2 separate regions of the Homo sapiens genome follow, and region 1 is linked to region 2. A link is an interaction called in ENCODE POLR2A ChIA-PET data of the cell type or tissue named here. Cell type or tissue: MCF 10A. All regions are shown on one strand. Links, peaks and the distances in the headings refer to the core of each region. The heading gives the core; the rest is flanking DNA.

The links. Peaks named below come from ENCODE experiments on the same cell type or tissue, not always from the same donor. Only the 100,000 strongest peaks of a DNase experiment are listed, where the experiment ranks them.
Region 1: POLR2A ChIA-PET joins it to region 2 with 6 read pairs; 11 of 35 experiments call an interaction of 5 or more read pairs at or near these places.

What each region holds. Positions count from the first base shown.
Region 1 is chr1:225,909,908-225,920,095 of GRCh38, forward strand. It overlaps PYCR2 (pyrroline-5-carboxylate reductase 2), which reads right to left. Exons shown (of 7, transcript NM_013328.4): 7 at 9,971-10,188. Among named protein-coding and RNA genes, the nearest start is that of MIR6741, 7.1 kb to the right of the region's middle. RefSeq lists enhancers at 1,258-1,317, 1,328-1,377, 5,387-6,331, 6,332-7,274 and a silencer at 1,518-1,707. In MCF 10A, for the core only: no CTCF peak of the experiment used is centred there; a DNase peak (open chromatin) is centred at 7,754.
Region 2 is chr1:225,813,157-225,823,344 of GRCh38, forward strand. All of the region lies in intron 1 of EPHX1 (epoxide hydrolase 1), which reads left to right. Among named protein-coding and RNA genes, the nearest start is that of EPHX1, 8.1 kb to the left of the region's middle. RefSeq lists enhancers at 3,821-4,648, 4,649-5,475. In MCF 10A, for the core only: no CTCF peak of the experiment used is centred there; a DNase peak (open chromatin) is centred at 4,685.

The DNA.
Region 1 (10,188 bases), core at 6,018-10,017, 100 kb after region 2:
TCCCTTCTCCCAGTGCTCCTCACTGCCACCATTTATTAACTTGTCATATGGAATTTGCAATCACTTCTTTGTATCCTGATTTCCTCCACCAGACCAGGAACTCCAGTGGGGAATAAAGTGATCAGGTCTGATTGTATGCGTAGCACCCGGTCTGGCCCACAGTGGACACTCAATAGGTGAGGATTGAAATAAATGAATGAATGTGTGCATGCAAGCAGGGCGGGTTGAGGCAGGTGCTTTTTGCACCTCACCCCACTGAATTTTTACACAGCAGAGGAAGTTCAAGTTTATAGGAAGTCCAGCTTCTCTCTCTATCCTCCCCACCAGCCTTACCTCCACAATGCCCTGAGGCTTCTCTTTGCCTGGAACTCCATTTCCCAGGGCTGGCCCTGAATGTGTCGGGATATTGACACCCTAACATAGGGGGTCCTGGTCCATGAATAATTTGCATTTTATGTGCCCATGATCTAAATAAATATATATTGACTGGTAATTACAGTGTTTCCTCTTCACCTTCTTTCTGGTCTATCTCTTTGGACACCTAGGAATGTTGGCTGCAGGCCACAACCAGCTCAATTCAATTTAACAAGGATTCATCAAGCTCCACAGGCAGTGGCCCCACACCCAGCTGAGGGTCAGCATCTCCAGTGGAACCTCCAGAGATTCTGATTCCAAGCTTTGGGGTGGGAGATGAGGGTCTGTCACATTCAGAGAGGCAGAAAAGACAAGGAGAAGGCATTTCTGGTGGAGAAAATGAGGTGACTAGTAACAGTGGGTTGTACAGTTAAGCACAGGTCTGGTTTTCAGATAGAAAAAGCATTTTGAGGAGTCAAGGGTAATAAGGTTGGAAACAGAACTCAATAAATGCTAGTTTCCTCTCTATTTCCCTTAATTTAAAAAGGCAGATGATCAATTAGGTTTGGGAACCAGGTCTGGAGCCAGCGGTGCCCTGGGGAACAAGGACCCTGAACCCTCCCAGAGTGGAGCCTGACCCACTTCCGGTGCTGGGTCCTGTCTTTCCAGTTAACCTCTCCAGGCCTCAGTTTCCCTAACAGTTATAATCAACACCACAGCAACCTCTGGTTATTAGCGCTGTCCTGCCAGACACCAAGCCCAGCCTTTATCTCATTGAATCCTCATCTCAGCCCATGAGGTGGGGATCCTTCTCACCCTCACTTGACAGATAAGTTCTTGGAGGTTGAATAACTCACCCAAGGTCACCTGTCGTTAAAGTGACTGACTCTCTAGGCCTCGTCTTGAGCAAGATGGGTGTATTTCGATTCAGATGGCCCACGTCAGGCTGGACACGCGGGCCCCTGGTGAGGCCTGAGTCCCTGGCCGGGGAGCTCCGCTAAGCTGCCCGACCTCCCATGTGCAGAGGGCGCTGCTGGGGCCACAGGCGAGGCTGCGTGGGGAAGCGGAGCGTGGATTCCAGCGCTTTCCCCTAGATCCAACTCTGAGCTGCTTTGCTATGTGAACTCAGGAAATGACCTGCCACAACTAGCAGGTGGGCACCCAGCCGGGGCTGGGGTTTGCACCCGGTTTCTCTCCAACCAGGCCGGGGCTGGCGGCCTGGGGAGTTCGGCTGTGGCGCCTGGCGCCCTCTGGCGGCGCGGGGAGGTCCTCCTCGGCCGCGGGCGGCCGGGACCGCTTGGAGCCGCGAAGGGACGTTTTTTAGGAACCACTAGCCAGGCGCGGGGGCTCACGCCTGTAATCCCAGCACTTTGGGAGGCCTAGGCGGGCGGATCACGAGGTCAAGAGATAGAGACCATCTTGGCCAAAATGGTGAAACCCCGTCTTTACTAAAAATACAATGCTGTCCTCAAGGGTCTTCTTAGGAACTCTTCTGTGAGCTGAGTGGGGAAAACGGGAAAGAAGACTCGAGTCTGGAGGCTGAGATTTTGACACCGGCTTCCCCAGTCATCTTGGATGGGTGCCTTGAGTTCTTCCTATGGGGGACGGGAATGGCGATGGGGACAGGGATGGGGATGCCCCCTCCCTACGTGCCTCCAGATCGCCGTGGGACTCCTGCTGGATGCGACGAGTGACAGCCCCTTGTCAGCCCAGAAGCGCTACTATAGAGCAAAGACTTGTGTTCATGAGAAAATAACTGACAGTCCAGGATGCCAAGGACCAATGGCCCAGGAAGGAGCTGGGGAGAGAAGAGGCAGCCCCGGAGATGGGGCGTGAGCAAGACAGCGGGGCACTGGGGAAGGCCGTGGGGTTCAGCAGAAAGATACACTGTTTAGGGCAAAGGGAGCATTATGCGGGGATCCGGGCAATGGCATAACTTTATAAATGCTCATTTCTTGTTCCTTTCCCTTAATTCAAAGAGCAGATAGTAATGATGGTTATATTTGTTTCTACAAAACAAAAAAATTAAAATATTTGCTTCTCTGAGTGGGTTTCCCAGTGACTCAGGCAAGGTCCCCACACCACTGCAGGCTATATGGAGGCCAGTCCCCATCCCCCCCTGTTTTTTGGGCCTTCTTCCCAGGCACCTATCCAGGGATCCCCACAGCATCACCCTCTGCCTACATCTCCACCTTCTCACCTAGCCTAGTTTTGGGGGATCATTCCTTGTTTTCCAGCCAGAGGACCCCTCAGTGAGAGCAGTGAGGGCAGCAGTGCCTGCACATGGAAGGTCAGGTCAGTGCACTGTAAAACGGGTCTTGGTTTTAGACATACCTGGATTGGCACCCAGGCCTTTCCCCTCACTGGCTGTGCTCCCAACTTGTCCAAGCCTGAGTTTTCCAAATAACTACATCATAATTATTAAAGATTAAATGAGATCATGGGCCTTGCATGCGTAAAACCAGATCTGGTGCATAAAAAGAAGACACGTGTTTGTTTTTAAAGCTTCTACGCCTCAAGTCATATATGTGAAGTTGCTTGACAAGGAGCATTGGCTGGGCTTCCCATCTTAGGAAAGAGGAAAGCTTGCAGTGTGTGGGATTGTAGAAGGGGGAGGGATTGTGTCAAAGCAACATGGTCACCTGCCCAGGGGCCTCCCGGCTGCACAGTGACCCAGGTTACCCAAAGGCTTTGCCCAAAGCAACTGACCACCCTGAGAGAAGGATGAGCAAGTATTATCTATTTCCCATTTTAATGAAATAATAAGTTGAAACCAAAGCAGACTAATGACTTACCTGAAGTCACCTGAGCAGTGAGGATTAGAACTCAGGCCTTTGCTCTTACTGTTACCAGAAGTTCATTAACTACACTGGCAGAAGGAAAGCAATCTTTATTGTAATTTAATTGAAAAGATACTACACATGAAATTCTAATTTCATATTCACATATCTTAGAATTCAGGGTGGAGCAGTAACTGAGAGGTACATACCCCCACTGGTTTCTTTTTGTTTTGTTTTGTTTTTTTGAGATGCAGTCTTGCTCGGTCGTCTGGGCCAGAGTGCAGTGGAGCGATCTCGGCTCACTGCGACCTCAGCCTCCCGGGTTCAAGTGATTCTCCTGCCTCAGCCTCCTGAATAGCTGGGATTACAGGCACCTACCACCACACTGGGCTAACTTTTGTATTTTTAGTAGAGACGGGGTTTCACCATGTTGGCCAGGCTGATCTCAAACTCCTGACCTCAAGTGATCCATCTGTCTCAGCCTCCCAAAGTGCTGGGATTATAGGCGTGAGCCACCACGCCGGACCCCACACTGGTTTCTCAGCCTCTCGTGGTCGCTCAATATCAAAGTACCTCAATTGACAAGTCTCTGATGTCCAGCCAAACCTCACATGCTCTGCTGCAGCCCACCAGCATGTGTTTTCAGTCACTTATTTTCAAGGAGGACAGAACATTTATCCACATAATCCTTCCTAAAATGGAAAACTGTTATAAATTTGATAACCATCCCAATCCCTTTTTACTTGAATATTCCTGAGGTACTTCCCTGTTACCTGAAGAAGCCTAAAGCTGTAAGAATTGGGAGGATGCCTCTGAAGTATCCATGTACTGAACAGGCTCTTGGGCAACACACGGGGGGAGGAGCAGGCACACTCATAGAGCACCCATGAGGCAAAGTGGCCAGGACAGAAACGTACTAGGCTTCCCCACATCCCAGCCAATCGGGCACAAGCACAGCCCTTCAGTGCTCAATCAACACCTGCTGATTGAATAAAAGAAAGTCAAAAACAAACCAGGGCCAGGCGCAGTGGCTCATGCCTGTAATCCCAGCACTTTGGGAGGCCAAGGCAGGCAGATCACCAGGTCAGGAGTTTGAGACCAGCCTGGCCAACATGGGGAAGCCCCGTCTCTACTAAAAATACCAAAAAAATTAGAGAATTGCTTGATCCAGGGAGGTGGAGGTTGCAGTGAGCAGAGATCTACACTGCACTCCAGCCTGAGCTCCGTGTCAAAAAATAATAAATAAGTAAATAAATAAACAAAAAAATAAATACTTTAAAAAACCAAACCAGGAATGACCAGGTCCAAGGACAGTCTAGGAGTTGCACAGAGTTTTCACCCCAATACACCAGAGACCTCGTTGGGCACTCAGGCAACAGCCCAACCTGACATTCAAGCAGAAGAGCTGTCATTCATTCAAGCATTTGTTCAGCTGTGTTTATTGGGTACCATGCACTAGGATTGGGAAGATGGCCTGCAGCCCAGCTCTCATGCTAAGTGTTCCTGCAGGAGTGTCCAAGACACAGCTCGAGGCCAAAGTAGGGCACACAGGACGTGCTCCCACCTTGACTGACCACGTGGGGCCACGCATCCTGCTTCAGTACCGCATGGCCAGGGCAGCCTGGCCCCTCTAAAGGCTGTCCAAATGCATTTTGTAACTAAGCAATCCCCTTATGTGATTCCTAAATCAATACTATACAAAGAGGTTTGTAATGAAAGGTCTCCCTCCTGCCCTGCCCCTATCTGCCACATTCCCACTGCCCCCCACAACCAGGTACTGTTTTAGTGGTTTCTGGTATATCCTTCTAGAATTTCTTTATCCAATTTTGTATTTTCCCCCTTTCTTACATAAAGGTAGTATACTACCCACACTGGCTTGGACCTTGAAAAGCGGGGTATTTCATTTTCAAAATGCTATGGACTTCATATAATCACAATATCCACTTCTGTGTTCCATCTAGTTTATTGGTAAAAGTGAATACAAGTCAAGGCTTTACAAGTATTTTGCTCAGATGTGCAGAAAGGACTAGCTCTCCTGCTTGAAACAGTGAAGGAAAGCGCAGCCAGCCCCTTGGGCTGAGGCTGACTCTCGGTGTTTCTTTGGAGAGCGTTGCTTAGTAACAGTTGCAGGGGACACGCACAGACAGGGGGATGAAAGAAGGATGCAGGAGATGAGGGAGGGTGCATTTGTTTTCTAGCATGCCCCACGAGTGGGAGCAGTGGGAAAAATCTTTAGATCTTTTAACCACCAAAATCATGCCGGCTTACTGCAATCAACAATCTAAAGTAAAATAAAGAAATCAAGAAATTAAGTGAAAAGTCAATCTCAATCCTACTTCCCCGAAGTAATGATCATTAATAGTTGGGGCAATAGTTTGCCCCATTTTATAGGAGAGTAACATGGAGGCAATAGGTAAGGAAGCGTTTTTCTGGGGTCCTAAGAGACACCCACTGGGAAATCGGGATTGGGGGGTACTTAAGGCTATGCTGCTCAGGGGTCCTGAGAAGAGGGCAGTGCAGGGAGCTGGGAACAGGGAGAGGGGGCTGGTTCCTGTGCGCAAGTGGCATCTGTTGCCTATTATCAGGAGCAGAAATCCTAGCACTTCTGCTCACTGAGTCTCGTAACTGGAGTTGCCAGGGGCAACAGCACAGTCAAGCCCGGGCTACTCCACTTTACTCATACTAGAAAAGAGCAGCGAACACAGCTTCAGTGGTGGGTGTTGGTCCCCATGGCCAGCAGGTCCCTCCCAGCGGTAACCCAGGGCCATGGGCCTGCACACACCTCTCTGTGCTGCAGCAGAAGGACCTTGCCCCTCCCCAGTGGGAACAGATATAGTGGTGGGCTTGGCCAGGTGCCATGTGATGCACACTTAAGCAGACTAAAGGAATATACATCAAGTCTAAACAGGAAAGACGCGCCCATGCAAAGTGACAAGTCCACCACAGGCTTGAGAACACTTTAGCTCTTTGTGAGGAATGTTCCAGGCCCATTCTCATGTGGCCTTTCAGAGGGGGCAGAAAGGCTGAGGCTGTCTTTCCCAACAGCACGCTCCCCTACTTTCAGTCCACTCCAGGCTGCCTTCTCTCGCTTCCCGTATTTGTCACATTGCGGTGTCCACATCTGTTCTCAGCCCTTGTACAACTCTGAACAAGGACAGTCTTTTGTTGTTCAGACAGGGTCTCGCTCTGTGGGCCAGGCTGCAGTGCAGTGATGCCATCTTGGCTCACTGCGACCTCCGCCTCAAGGACTCAAGCGATCCTCCTACCTCTACCCCGAGTAGCTGGAACCACAGGCATGCACCACAACACCTGGCTAATTTTTGCATTTTTTTTTTTTTTGTAGAGACGGGGTTTCACCATGTTGCCCAGGCTGGTCTCAAACTCCTGGGCTCAAGTGACCTGCCTGCCTTGGCCTCCCAAAGTGCTGGGATGACAGGCGTGAGCCATCGCGCTGGGCCAGGACAGTCTGACTGCCTAGGGCACACCCAGGCCTCACAGGGCACTGAGAGGAGCATTCAGCAAATCCTTAGTGAAAAGGCTGCGCTAACCCTCAATGCCAGCTCTTGCAGGGGTATCTGGTTGCTTTCCTGGTGGCTTGGACACCTGATGGGCCTAGAATGCAAGCTCTAGTGCCTCTGTCTGGGGCCTGACACACTGGGGGCTCTCTTGACCACCTCGGGGAGTTGCCAGCCCTCACTGACTGCCGGCAGCTCTGGCCCCAAGGCTCATCAGCCCTGTGAGAAGGTGGGAAGCTGGGAGGCGGAAGTCCTGGGTACTTCCTGGCCTCCCCAGACAGGCCTGAGGTCTTGGGGAGAGATGACTGGAAATTTTCTCCAAGGAATGGCCCTCTCCTCCTCTCCCTGAAGCAGGACCAGGGCCTCAACCACCCTCATTCCCATCTGGCCCTGATCATACCTGACTGAAGTTCAGAAGGTAAGGGCAGCAGTGCTCGGCAGGTGAGGACACATCTTAGCCAGGGTGACCCCGTGCACCAAGACATAAGATGGGGCCTGGCAGTCAGTAGGTCCTCAGTAAATGTATGTTGGTATATTTAGGCCTGGAAAAAGGGGTGGTCTTGCAGGGGATGGAGGAGAGGAAAATGCAGGCAACAATCTCTTGTCATCTAGGATGACTTGCCAGCAGGCCTAGCACAGAGAGGATAGGATTTGGTATCAGATAACAGATTTGAATCCTGGCACCACTTCCTAGCTAATTAAAACTTGGGCAGCTTATTTCATTTTTAAAAACATTATCGTGTATGATTTACATGCCATAAAATTCACCCACTTTTAAGTGTACAATTCAATGACCATATGTATGGAGCTGTGCAAACCATCACCGTGATCTTATTTTACATCATTGCCATGGCTCCAACAGAAACTCTGCGCTCTTCCCATTGCCACCACAGTCCCTGGCAACTTCTATTTCTGTCTGTATAGATTTGCATTTTTTGGACATTTCATATAAATGGAATCATGTAATACATGGCCTTTTGTGACTGGCTTCTTTTACTTGGCATGTCTTACAGGTTCATGTGTCTGTACTCGCATCTCTTTTACTGCTGAGTATTCCATTGTGTGGGTGTAACATATTTACCCATTCACCAGCTGATGACCAATTGGGTTGTTTCTACCTTGGGGCTACTTAATAACACTGTCATGAACATTCATACGCAAGTCTTTCTCTTCACTGTATAACTTGGAGCGAAATTGCTGAGTCATTTGTTAACTCTTTTTTTTAGAGGTAGGCTCTTGCTATGTTGCCCAGGCTGGATTTGAACTTCTGGGCTCAGGCCATCTTCCCTTCTCAGCCTCCCGAGTAGTTGGGACTACAGGCGTGCACCACCACACCCAGCTTGTTTAATCTCTTAAGGAAGTGCCAGACTGTTTCCCAAAGTGGCTGCATCATTATACATCCCCACCAGCAATGCACAAGGGTTCCAATTTCTCCACGTGCTTGCCAACATTTGCTATTTTTTTTAAAACCAAGAACAGTCATATTTGTGGGTGTGAAGTGGTATCTCATTGGGCTTTGATTTGCATTTCCCTAATAACTATTTTAAGGCTGAGCATCTTTTGACGTGCTTCTTCACCATTTGTTTATCTTTTTTGGTGAAATGTCTGTTCAAATCTTTTTGGGCAACTTGGATTTAACCTCTTTGAGCCTCACTTTTCTGGGGAAAAAAAAAAATATACCCAGCTCCTAAGGCCATGAGAGTATGTGTGAAGTGTCTGCAAAGGGCCGGCCACATACTGGGGACTTTAAATGAGTTTTTAGTATTGCACTTGCTGTGTTGGCCCAGAAGAATGACTTCCCATGTGCTCTCAGGTTTGGAGTTAGAGCTGGGGCTGCCCTGACTCAGTGGAATGGAACAAGGCTCCACTCTCTTCTCAGCAGGAGGGTGAAGGAAGAACACCATTTACACGAAGGGGCCATGGTGTTCCAGATGTTCTGTTGAGCACTGCCACATGGTCTCATTTAACACCCTGATGAAACATGGGCTCCATATTTATAAGGGATGAAACCCTGAGATCAGAGAAATTGGTAACTTCTCCCGGGCTGTGAGAAATTTGGTAACTTCTCCCGGGCTGTGGAGTAGAAAGCAGGGGAATCTAAGATTTGAACCCAGAGCTGATGCTGATGCCAATGCCCATACCTTTTTTCTTTTTTTTTTTTTTTTGAGATGGAGTCTTGCTCTTTTGCCAGGGTGGACTACGGTGGCACGATCTTGGCTCACTGCAATCTCCGCCTCCCAGGTTTAAGCAATTCTCCTGCCTCAGCCTCCCGAGTAGCTGGGATTACAGGTATACACCACCATGCCTGGCTAATTTTTGTATTTTTAGTAGAGACAGGGTTTCACCATGTTGGCCAGGATGGTCTAGATCTCTCTGCCTCATGATCTGCCCACCTCGGCCTCCGAAAGTGCTGGGATTACAGGCATGAGCCACTGCGCCCGGCCTCGCATGCCTTTTCAAACAGCCCTGCTGCACAGGCAGGCAGCTCGTAGGAACAAGTACCAGGCACACACCGGCCTGCCTAGAGAAACACTGGATGTCTGGCTATGTGGATGGCATGCCCAGCTATTTCTGGGAGGCTGCAGAATTGATAGCTAAGAACACAGACAGCCCCACCACTGACCGGCAGCACAAATGGGGTAAGTTGCTTATCCCTCTAGGCCTCCAGATGGTTTTTTTTTTTTTTTTTTTGAGACGGAGTCTCACTCTGTTGCCCAGGTTGGAGTACAGTGGCGTGATCTCGGCTCACTGCAAGCTCCGCCTCCTGGGTTCACGCCATTCTCCTGCCTCAGCCTCCCGAGTAGCTGGGACTACAGGTGCCCACCACCACGCCCGGCTAATTTTTTTTTTTTAATTTTTAGTAGAGACGGGGTTTCACCATGTTAGCCAGGATGGTCTCGATCTCCTGACCTCATGATCCGCCTGGCTCGGCCTCCCAAAGTGCTGGGATTACAGGCGTGAGCCACTGCGCCTGGCTGGCCTCGACATCTATACGGTGAGAAAAGAACAGTTCTTCCTTCAGAGGGCAGCTGTGAGGATCAAATGCTCAGCACAGTGCCTGCCCCACATCAAAGCAGACGGCTTTCCCCTTTATTCTGGGCTGCTGACCCACAACCCATGCAGCCCACTTGGCTCTTCCCTGCCATTAGCTTTGGCTCATTCTAGAACAACACCTTGATCCAGACCAAGGGCCTGGCCCCTTATTCCTCTCATCCCTACTTCTAGCCCTTGGACAGTGCTCTCGCAGAGAAGCAGGGAGGACCTCACAAGGGCATCAAGTTCTCCAGGATGATTATTTAAGATTAAGCCTAACAAAAGCAAGATATTTAAAAATAAACTTTATTAAAGCAGTTAAACTTAGCATTAAATAACACTCTTTAAATGGTACACCTATGAAGCAAGAGTTAAATATAAACCCAGTCTAATCCTGTACACTTGTGATTAATTGTGACAATCTTAAGTTGCTCACTTCTTTCCCATTTACCAATTCAGAGAAAGCCCGTTTCCTGTTTTCTCCTCACCACTTTGCCTTGGCATCA
Region 2 (10,188 bases), core at 2,995-6,994:
AAGGGACTCAGTGGGCCCTGTAGCCTCTGCTGGGTCCAGTGAAGACACTTCAACTAGAGTGAAGGCCCTGGCCACAGGGTAGGGGAGGCAAAATCTTAAGAGTTCAAGAGCCCTGAGTCAAGGCAGGAGGGTCACTGCCCAGCCCAGCTGGCCCCCTGGGCTGCCTGTGTGTGGTTCTTGACCCAGACCTAGTGGCTTAGGAGCAGAGTCTCCAAGGGGCTGTGGGATAAGGTGGGGATTGCAGGAGGGAGAAGGCACCCCAGCAGTTCCCCCGTTAGGGGACCAAAGCGTTGCCAAGGATCCAGCCACACCCCTCTCCTGAGGAGGGAGGAGCTGGTGGGCGCTCCAGGAAGAGCTTCCTCTCAACAAGGAGAAAACTGCGCAATCCAATCCTCCGTTATATAACTGAGCACACGATTGTGCAAACCAAGCTCACACTGAGCAGCCTCCCCTATTGTCAAGGTTTATTTACTTTCCCAGGGGAAGTCATAGTTCATCCTTTCTCAGCAGAAAGCAGCCATTTGACTGCCACAGCCTGACCTACGGCATTCCAGGAGATGGGTTCAGAGACCTGGTGTGGAGTCCTCATGCCCACCCGCCCTGCTGTCTGTGTCTTTCCGTCTGTTGCCTGGTGGGTGGGTGTGGTTTAGTGCATGGTCCAGCCCCCGCACAGCCACACCCATTAGGCTCTCCAAGGCCTAACTGAGCAAGCTTGCAGAAGAGGGGAAAGTGTTCTTTTCTCTGAGGAGTTAAAGAGACTTCTGGAAAATTCTCCAGCTACTCCACAAACTAGGATCACAGGCCTTGTTCTTAGGTCGGGAGCAGGAGTTTTTGCTGCCTTTAGCATTTGGGAAGTTTGATGAATAGAGACTGAATTTGAATGTCTTTTTGGTACTTAAGAGCTGGATTAACTACTTCACATATCTGAGCTTCATTTTTAATTCTTTTTAAAACAGAAAAAGTGGCTGGGCAAGATGGCGCACACCTGTAATCCCAGCATTTTGGGAAGCTGAGGTGGGTGGATCACTTGAGCCCAGGAGTTCTGAGACCAGCCTGGGCAACAAAGTGAGACCTCGTCTCTATAAAGAATAAATTAGCTGGGAGTGGTGGAGCACACCTGTAATCCCAGCACTTTAGGAAGCTGAGGCAGGAGGATCTCTTGAGCCCAAGAGTTCAAGACCACCCTGGGCAACATAGCGAGACCCTGTCTCAAATAATTTTTAAAAAGAAAAACTACCTCTTCTTAAGATGGTTGTAGTATGGGAGATGGTGTGTTTAAGTCTTCCCACCCCAGTGTCACAGCTCAGGGCTTCTCTAGCCTTCCTCACAGCGGTTGGGGGTGCCCAGACACATCCTGAAGTCTAGGCCGTGTTCTGAGTGTCTCTGCCACGGGCCCGCCTGGCTGGCTTTAGTCCAGGAGCAGCCTGGACTGTGACTCTTGAAGGCTGTGGGAGGCTGGTGACCGGGAGCAGGAGGTCTCAGTGCATCCCTGAAGGGTCAGAGAGCCATGCCGTGAGAGGCCAGGAGCAGGCAGCCATTGGCCCTCCAGCCCTCACCAAAGGCCACCACCTCAGCTTGTCCTCTGGCAACTCAGCCTGGGAATTTGCTTTCCCTGTGGAACGAGAGACACTGGCCGCATTGAGGGGTGACTTTCCGGTCCTACAAAATTGTAGCCCTCTTTCTGCTAGAACTGGTGAGACTTGGCTAATTTCGGAGAGACTTTAGGAAAGTAAGAGAAATACATTGGTCCCAGTGCCAAGCCCCAAGGCCATCTTTCCAGGTATGGGTATATCCTGCAGTGATAAGAGAAGACTGACTCTTACCAGCTCTTTGGGGGAAATGAATATACTTTCCCACGTTCCAGTTTTTCTGGCTGTGGCAGGACCTGTTTGCTGCCAAGTTGTTCCTGTGGGGAAACAGCAGTGGGCCCAGCAAATGTAGCCACCAGGTCGGGGCACAGCCACCAGGTGGAAGAAGCAACCCTGCCCTCTTCCGGTTCCATGTGTGCCTCACTGAGGCAGGACTTCCAGACCCTACCAGGAAGGCTGCTATCCGGGTCATAGTGATACCCTGTCAGGACATCGTTGTTTTTGTCTTGTTTTTTTTTGAGACAGGGTCTGGCTCTGTTGTCCAGGCTGGAGTGCAGTGGCGCCATCTCAGCTGTCTGCAAACTCCGCCCCACCAGGCTCAAGCCATCCTCAGCCTCCCAAGTAGCTGGGATTACAGGCGTGCACCACCATGCCCAGCTAATTTTCTTTTTTTTTTTTTTTTTTTTTTGTAGAGACAAGGTTTCACTGTGTTGCCCAGGCTGGTCTTGAACTCCTGGGCTCAAGCGATCCACCTGCCTCAGCCTCCCAAAGTACTGGGATTACAGGCGTGAGCCACGGCACCCGGTCGAGATGGAACATCTTAATTTCAGAGTTGCCTTCAGGACTGTTGATTGAACCCCATAAATATTTTTAGTCTTTTGGGACTTTTAAACTCCTTTTTGAAACCTAAGCATTGCCACAAACAAACTAACCTTCACCACGACCAAACAACCCAGAACTCGGACCCTGGTCCTCGGGCTGCCCTACAGGAAGCACCCCTAGTCCTCTTGCTGCTCTGCTAGATGAGACGGCAGGCTCAGGTTCCTCCATGAGGCCCGGCTTTCAGTGCTCTCCTGTTACACACTGCAAGGAAGCTTCCAGATCGTGGAGCACATTGTTGAGGAAAAGACACCTTGGGGAGAAGGGGGAGGTGCAGAGTGTGGTTAATGGTGGGAAGGAACTCCGGTAAGTGTGTTATATGATCTGCTCCTATTATCCCCTGGAATAGGAGCCTCTCTCCACTCAAGTAGAGAATGCCAAGGACTGGCCCGGCATGGTGGCTCATGCCTGTAATCCCGGCACTTTGGGAGGCCAAAGCAGGCGGATCGCTTAACAGGAGTTTGAGACCAGCCTGGCCAACATGGCGAAACCCCTTTCCTACTAAAAATACAAAAATCAGCCGGGCATGGTGGTGGCAGGTGCCTGTAATCCCAGCTACTCAGGAGGCTGAGGCATGAGAATTGCTTGAATCTGGGAGGTCGAGGCTGCAGTGAGCTGAGATTGCACCATTGCACTCCAGCCTGGGCAATAAAGCAAGGCTCTGTCTTTAAAATTAAAAGAAAAAACAAGTTATTCTAACTTTTTTTAATTTTAAAAGATTAAAAAAAGAGAATGTCAAGGACTGAAATTGCATAGAGGGCAATGCTTTTTCTTTATAGGTGGTGAACTGGGTTCTGCTTGAGTTTTTTCTCTGGTAATTTAGAACCAATGGAAGCAACTCAACAGCTCTAATTTTAATTGGCAGAATGTGAGATGGAATGGGACCTCAAATGAAACTCCAGGCCAAGAGCTCATGAGCCCTGCAGCATGTGGGGCATCTCTCGGTCTTCTTGAGTTCTGTAACTTAAAGTTTGTGTGGCCTTTAAAGAGTGTGGAAGTAGCCGTCCCCTCTCCGAAGGTGCACAGGATTTGGCCAGCCCACCCGCGTGGCCTTCCCCTTCCCCTCTCCAGACCCTCCACAGCAGATGGGGCCACGGAGGCCTGGAGAAGTGGAGTCACTGACCTGAGGCTACATGGCTGGCAGGCAGCAGGGCCAGGCAGCAAAGCAGGCAGTGAGGGCCTAACTGCCCGCGGGCTGGCTCGGGGCTCCCTCAACCACATTGGCATCCCAGTGCCAATCCCAAATTGTTTTCTTTCTATCTCTCCAGACATGTAGATAGCATGGAGGTGGAGGGAATTCCCTCCCACACAGAGGGCGATATGCCCCAGAACAGCACTCCTGCCCCCAAGAAGGCTGTCTCCTGACACTTTTTACTGCTCTTTTACTCTCCCCCAGCTTTTTTTTTCCTGCTTGTAAACTGCATTTTTCCTTTCCCTTGGTTTCTGGCTCTAAGCTGTTTTCCCAGGGCTTGGCTCCGGCGCTTGCACAGAGATAAACACGGCCATTGGCCTGGTGCACAATCCCAGCTTGCCTGCATCCGGCCTCTTCCATCCTGAGTCTCCAGGGGTCCCTGGGGTTCAGGGACAATGGCTGAGGGAGAAGCTGGGAGTTCCCCCCAGGGTTTGCCTCCGTCACTCTTGGGCCAGCCAAGGGAGTGGGGCTGGGAGCTTCAGGATGGCTTTTGGGAAGCCCCTGGGAGCCCCAAGGCTTGGGTAGCTGCTGACAGGGAGTTCACAGCAGGAACGCTCCCAGGCTCCCATCCTGCGTCCGCTTGGCAGGCAGGCCAGGAATGGGAGGGAAGCCATCCGTTTTTCCCTTTCCACTGGATGTTCCCTTCGCCTTCCCCAGGGAGGAGTGATGAGGCTGGGGTGCTGGGGAGGGCAGTATGGGGGCAGGCTTGGGACCAGGCCTGCAGAAGCAGCAGACCCTCCAAGCCCACCTACCTCTCTGGCCTGGCATCTGAGGGGCAGGTCATGCCATAGTTTTTCCCTTACCCTCTCTGCCCCCACACTTTCCTCCCCAAAGTGGCAGACTTCCCCCAGGAGAAGCACTGGCTTTTCACGCTGCTGTGAGTCTCAGTCACTATTAGAGAAACACAGTCAGAGCCAGGCCTGCCCAACTGTCGCAGGGCTGGGTCCACCTCATGGCCTTTGTTCTGGAAAAATACTTGGGCATTCTGCCCTGCAATGCACTTAGCCAAGGCCGGGCACATGGCAAGTGCTGAGTCATGGCCGGCTAGCACTTTACTGCGATTTTAGGAGCACTTTCTTGTGGTGAGGTTCTGACTGCTTGCTTGGGTTGGGGGAGGGGAGTCTTTGGGCAGGCGGTAGACCTGCCCTTTACTTTGTGTGGCCGGATCTGAGTCTGACCCCATCTTTTTAGACCCAAAACCCTGATATTTGTAGTGCGCCTAGGATACTGGTTCTCCAGTCTTCTTTGGGGTCAGGGGGCGTTATAGTGCCTCATGCCACCTACTCAGCCCTCTTCCTGCATCTTATGGTCTGTCTCTACCAACTAGGCTAAGTAGGTTATATTTATTATTCCTCAAGGGGAATTCAGCTCTTCTTGTTCAAAAGTTCTGATTAATTTTCTATGCTCTCATTCAAAGAATTTTTAAATTCATTCATTCATTCAACAAATAATTAAGCTTCTACTAGAATGCCAGGCACTGAGAGTCCAGATGGGAGCCAAAGCAGACATGGTCAGTGGCCTACAGGAGCTTCCGTCCAGCTGTCAGTCACATAATCACCCTGACAAATGTGAGCTCGACGAAGGCTAGGACTGAGAGATCTGCCTTGCTGGGATAGGTCAGGAGAGGCTACCCAGAGGAGGGACAGTCAGTCTGAAATCTGAAAGGTGGATAGAAGTTAGGGAGGTGGGAAGGGGAGGGAATAGCTTTTCGACAGAGGGATTCGCCTTCATAAAGCCCCACAGTAAGACAGCATGGTGAGCACAAAACTGAAAGATCGGGGGGCAGCGTGAGATCCCAGCCCTAAAACTCTCACTTAGCTTTCAAGTAAACTGTTTCTCCATAATATTGATACCAGTAGCACTCTGAGGGGCTAGGGGAGTGGTGAGATCACACAGGCCTTGAAGGCCACACTAACCCAAGGACAATGGGAAGCTCTTTAAGGGTTTCGCAGGGGATGGGATATACATGATCAGATTTGCATTTCCAAAAGATCACTCTGGCCTGGCTCATGCCTGTAATCCAGCTATTTGGGAGGCTAAAGCAGGAGGATCACTTGAGCCCAGGAGTTTGAGACCAGCCTGGGCAATATAGTGAGAACCTGTCTCCATTAAAAAAAAAAAAAAAAAAAAGGTTTGTATGGTGGCTCACGCCTGTAATCCCAGCACTTTGGGAGGCGGAGGCGGGCGGATCACGAGGTCAGGAGATTGAGACCATCCTGGCCAATATGGTGAAACCCCATCTCTGCTAAAAATACAAAAAATTAGCCGGGCGTAGTGGCGGGCGCCTGTAGTCCCAGCTACTTGGGAGGCTGAGGCAGGAGAATGGCGTGAACCCGGGAGGCGGAGCTTGCAGTGAGCCGAGATTGCGCCACTGCACTCCAGCCTGGGCGACAGAGCGAGACTCCGTCTCAAAAAAAAAAAAAAAAAAAAATACAAAAATTATCTGGGCATGGTGGCATGCGCCTGTAGTCCCCGCTACTCAGGAGACTGAGGCAGGAGACTTGCTTGAACCAGGGCGGAGGTTGCAGTGAGCCGAGATCGTGCCACTGCACTCCAGCCTGGGGACAGAGAGAGACTCCATCTAAAAAAAAAAAAAATGTTTTAAAAAGATTGCTGTGGCTTCAGAGTGGCCATTGTGTTGGAAGGGGTAGAGCAGATGTGAGTGGACCGGGCAGGGTAGTAGTCCAGGGGAGAGCCACAGGAACCTGGGCTGGGTTGGAGATGGATTTGAGATGTACTTTGGAAGTTCAGCTGCCAGAACTTACTGATATCTGTGGCGGAGTGAAGGAGAGGGGTTTCAAGGACGTTGCCTGGGTTTTTGGCTTGGCAGTAGCAGGGCGGGTAATGTCAGTTACTGAGGGAGGGAACACCAAGAGAAGACAAAGTTTAGGGGGACAGGATCACAGTGCGATTTCAGATGCACTGGAGAAAATTTTGACACAAGGTACTGTCTGGGCCCCAGGTGGCTCTGCTCTAATACATTTATAACTCTTTGTCCGCACTTAATCACTCTGTCATACTTAGCTGCCAGGGGGCCAAGAAATGTCAAGTGTTTGGCTGGTCTTCTCCAACTAAAATTAAAAATCCTTTGCTAAGGAAGAAGGAGAGAACATTGCTAGCAGTCTGCCTCAACATCCCAATCTGATGGCGTATTTGCCGCAGCCACCAGCTCATCAAGGACAGCTGCGGTGAACCTTTGAGTTCTGAGTAATCTCCTGTCTGGGCCACCTTTCTTCACTCAACCACAAAATCCTCACATTCCCAAGTATATTTTCTTTCTTTCTTTTTTTTGTTTTTTTGAGACAGAGTCTTGCTGTGTTCCCCAGGCTGGAGTGCAGTGGTGTGATCTTGGCTCACTGCAACCTCCGCCTCCTGGGTTCAAGCAATTCTCCCTGCCTCAGCCTCCTGAGTAGCTGGGATTACAGGCATGCCCGGCTAATTTTTGTATTTTTAGTAGAGACGGAGTTTCACCATGTTGGCCAGGCTGGTCTTGAACTCCTGACCTCAGGTGATCTGCCCACCTTGGCCTCCAAAGTGCTGGGATTACAAGCATGAGCCACCACGCCTGTCCCCAAGTATATTTTCTTAGCTCACTCTTTTCAGCATGTAATTTACAGAAGGGTAATCTGAATTGTAAACACGATTTCTAAGTTAAAACTCCTGGGTCAGCTCGTGATGAAGTAGCAATTTATAAAAGAGATAGTATAGTAATAAATGAGACAACTACACTCGGAAATGTGGAATCATCAACTCTTATGCGAAAATAGCCTATGAGACTCTTGTGTTTTTTCATTCATGCCATGCGCTTCCTCACTTCCATCCCATTCCATTCCACATGCTCTTCTTTCTGCCTGGATTATTCCCATTCCACCATTATTTTTCTCCTGGTAAACTCCTATTCATACTTAAAAACCCTGCTCAATGACCCCTTCTCTGTGAAAACTTTGTGGCAAAACCTAACCACTTCTGCTTGTGCACACTTCTCTTCCATCTGTGTGCATATAGTATGTGTCTATAACTGGAAGGGTGTTTATCTGTTATCCGTTTGTCTGCCCTGCTAAAGTGTGAGCTCCTACAGTTACAGGGTTGTGTGTTAGTCCTGGTGCCTGCACAGTACCCAGCCAGTAGTTACACTCAGTGTTGCTGAACCAACCTCTGGTCCAAAAACATGTTTATACTTGCTTTTCCAAGGCGCCAATCCAAATCTCTTATTTACTTTAAAAAACAAATAACTTCTTGGCACTTTAAAAACCACATTCAAATAACAGAAAAAGAGTTCATTTGAACTTTAAGTATCAATCTTAAAATGAATTGTATGTTTTAAAACTTGACTTAGTGACATCACTTAAGAGAATTTTTAAAAAGCAAACTTTTATTTTTACCCCAGTGTAACAAATATTAAGTTCCATTAAATTATTAAACTGATCTACCTTTTCTTTTTTTTTTGAGATGGAGTCTTGCTCTGTTGCCCAGGCTGGAGTCTAGTGGGGCAATCTCGGCTCACTGCAACCTCCGCCTACCCAGGTTCAAGCGATTCTTCTGCCTCAGCCTCCCGAGTAGCTGGGACTACAAGTGCACACTACCACACCCAGCTAATTTTTGTGTTTTTAGTAGAGACGGGGTTTCACCATGTTGGCCAGGCTGGTCACGAACTCCTGACCTAAAGTGATCTGCTCGCCTTGGCCTCCCAAAGTGCTGGGATTACAGGTGTGAGCCACCATACCCAGCCTGTTTTTCATTTTTTGGTTCTTTTTTTTTTTTTTTTTTTTTTTTGAGACAGGTTCTTCCTCTCAGGCTGGAGTGCAGTGATCATAGCTCACTGCAGCCTCAACCACCTGGGCTCAAGCAATCTTCCCACTTCAGCCTCCCGAGTAGCTGGGACCTCAGGCATGCACCACCATGCCTGGCTAATTTTTTTTTATTATTTGTGGAGATGGGGTTTTGCCATGTTGCCCAGGCTGGTCTCAAACTCCTGGGCTCAAGTAATCTACCTGCGTTGGCCTCCCAAAGTGCTGGGATTACAGGTGATTTACCTTTTAACTGTGCCAAAGAACAAAGCACCTACTTTATTTGCTCTCCTGTATTTAAAATGGTCCTTTATACCTCAGATCCAGAAAGATAAACACAAGTAAACTAACAAGTACTCTACTTGTATCATTTGTTGTTTTCTAACAGTTTACATTTAGTCCATCTTTGAAGGGTAAAGACCATTGATTGCTCATCTAACTTCTTCACCTTGAACTTAGTGAGATTTTCTTCCACCTTTCACAAATGCATGCCCAAAATTTGACTTCAGTGTAGAATTGGAATTAAAATGTATGCAATCCCATTTCTTACAGTAGGAGCCAAATGTTCATCAAGTTCCCCTCTGAGCTCAGTATCTTGTAGCTAAATGACCACTATCTTCCAGTCACGTTTTTAAAAAAAATCATGCTGGTTTGCAACAAAAATTGTATTTTCTTTACTAGGCAAGTGAACCATTTTGTTGGGAAGAGTACCTTGGCTTCGAGAAAAAAATGATTTCATTCTGAAAGGCTTCCCCTCCAACCCCCTCCTGCACAAACTCTCAGCCCAGTAACTTGTCAGTATTCTGGAAAAGTGCATTACAAAACAAAAACTCGAATCAGATAAAATATATCTCTGGAACTTTTGAGGCAGATCAATGAAGCTCTGATTTCAGGTGCTAGCAAAATAAAGCAGGCACTCTCATTTTGTATTGTTTTACTTCTCAGTTTTTCATGGTGTCTCCTAAACTTTGATGTTTTGAAGAAGTTCTAATGTTTGCTACATCAGCAGGAGCTGACCACAGGGAAGAGATAAATATAGCTCTCCTTGGAAAGGTGAAGGCTTAGCCACCAGAATTCTGCCCCTTGATGCTGAGAATGCACCTTCTCCGAACAGATGGAAAAGAGGGGTGGAGATTACCCCAGGGACATATCTTGCAAAATGCTGATACCCGAAGATGTACATAGCCTTGTGCTTTGGTCATCCTCCCAAATCATGTCCTTGGTGAAGGCACATGGAGAGGAGAGCAGATGCTGCCAGACCACGGTGCCTGACGCCATGCACTCCCTCACGTCCAGCCTGTTTATGTGCACACGGCTGCAGCGGGACCTTGGGGTGTGGGCTAAATAACAAGAACAGGGGCTCCTCTGGGGTCTGTTACAAGGCAGAGATGCTCCACGGTAATTAGGGATTTAGGGGAAGAGGAAGGAACACACATGTTGATAATAAGTAGTTCAACATTATTATCCCCATTTTACAGATGCAGCTACTGAGCTTAGAGAGGTTTCATAACTTGCCCAGAGCCCCTCAACTAGTAAACAGTGGAGCCGAGATTTGAACGACCCAAAGAGGAAAGCAAACAAGCAGCCCCTTTATTACTTTTTTTTTTTTTTAAGATGAGGGTCTTGCTATGTTGCCCAGGCTGATATTGAATTCCTGGCCACAAGTGATTCACCACCTTGGCCCCACGAAGTACTGGGATTACAGTCATGAGCTACCACACTGGGCCAAAGCCCTCGTATT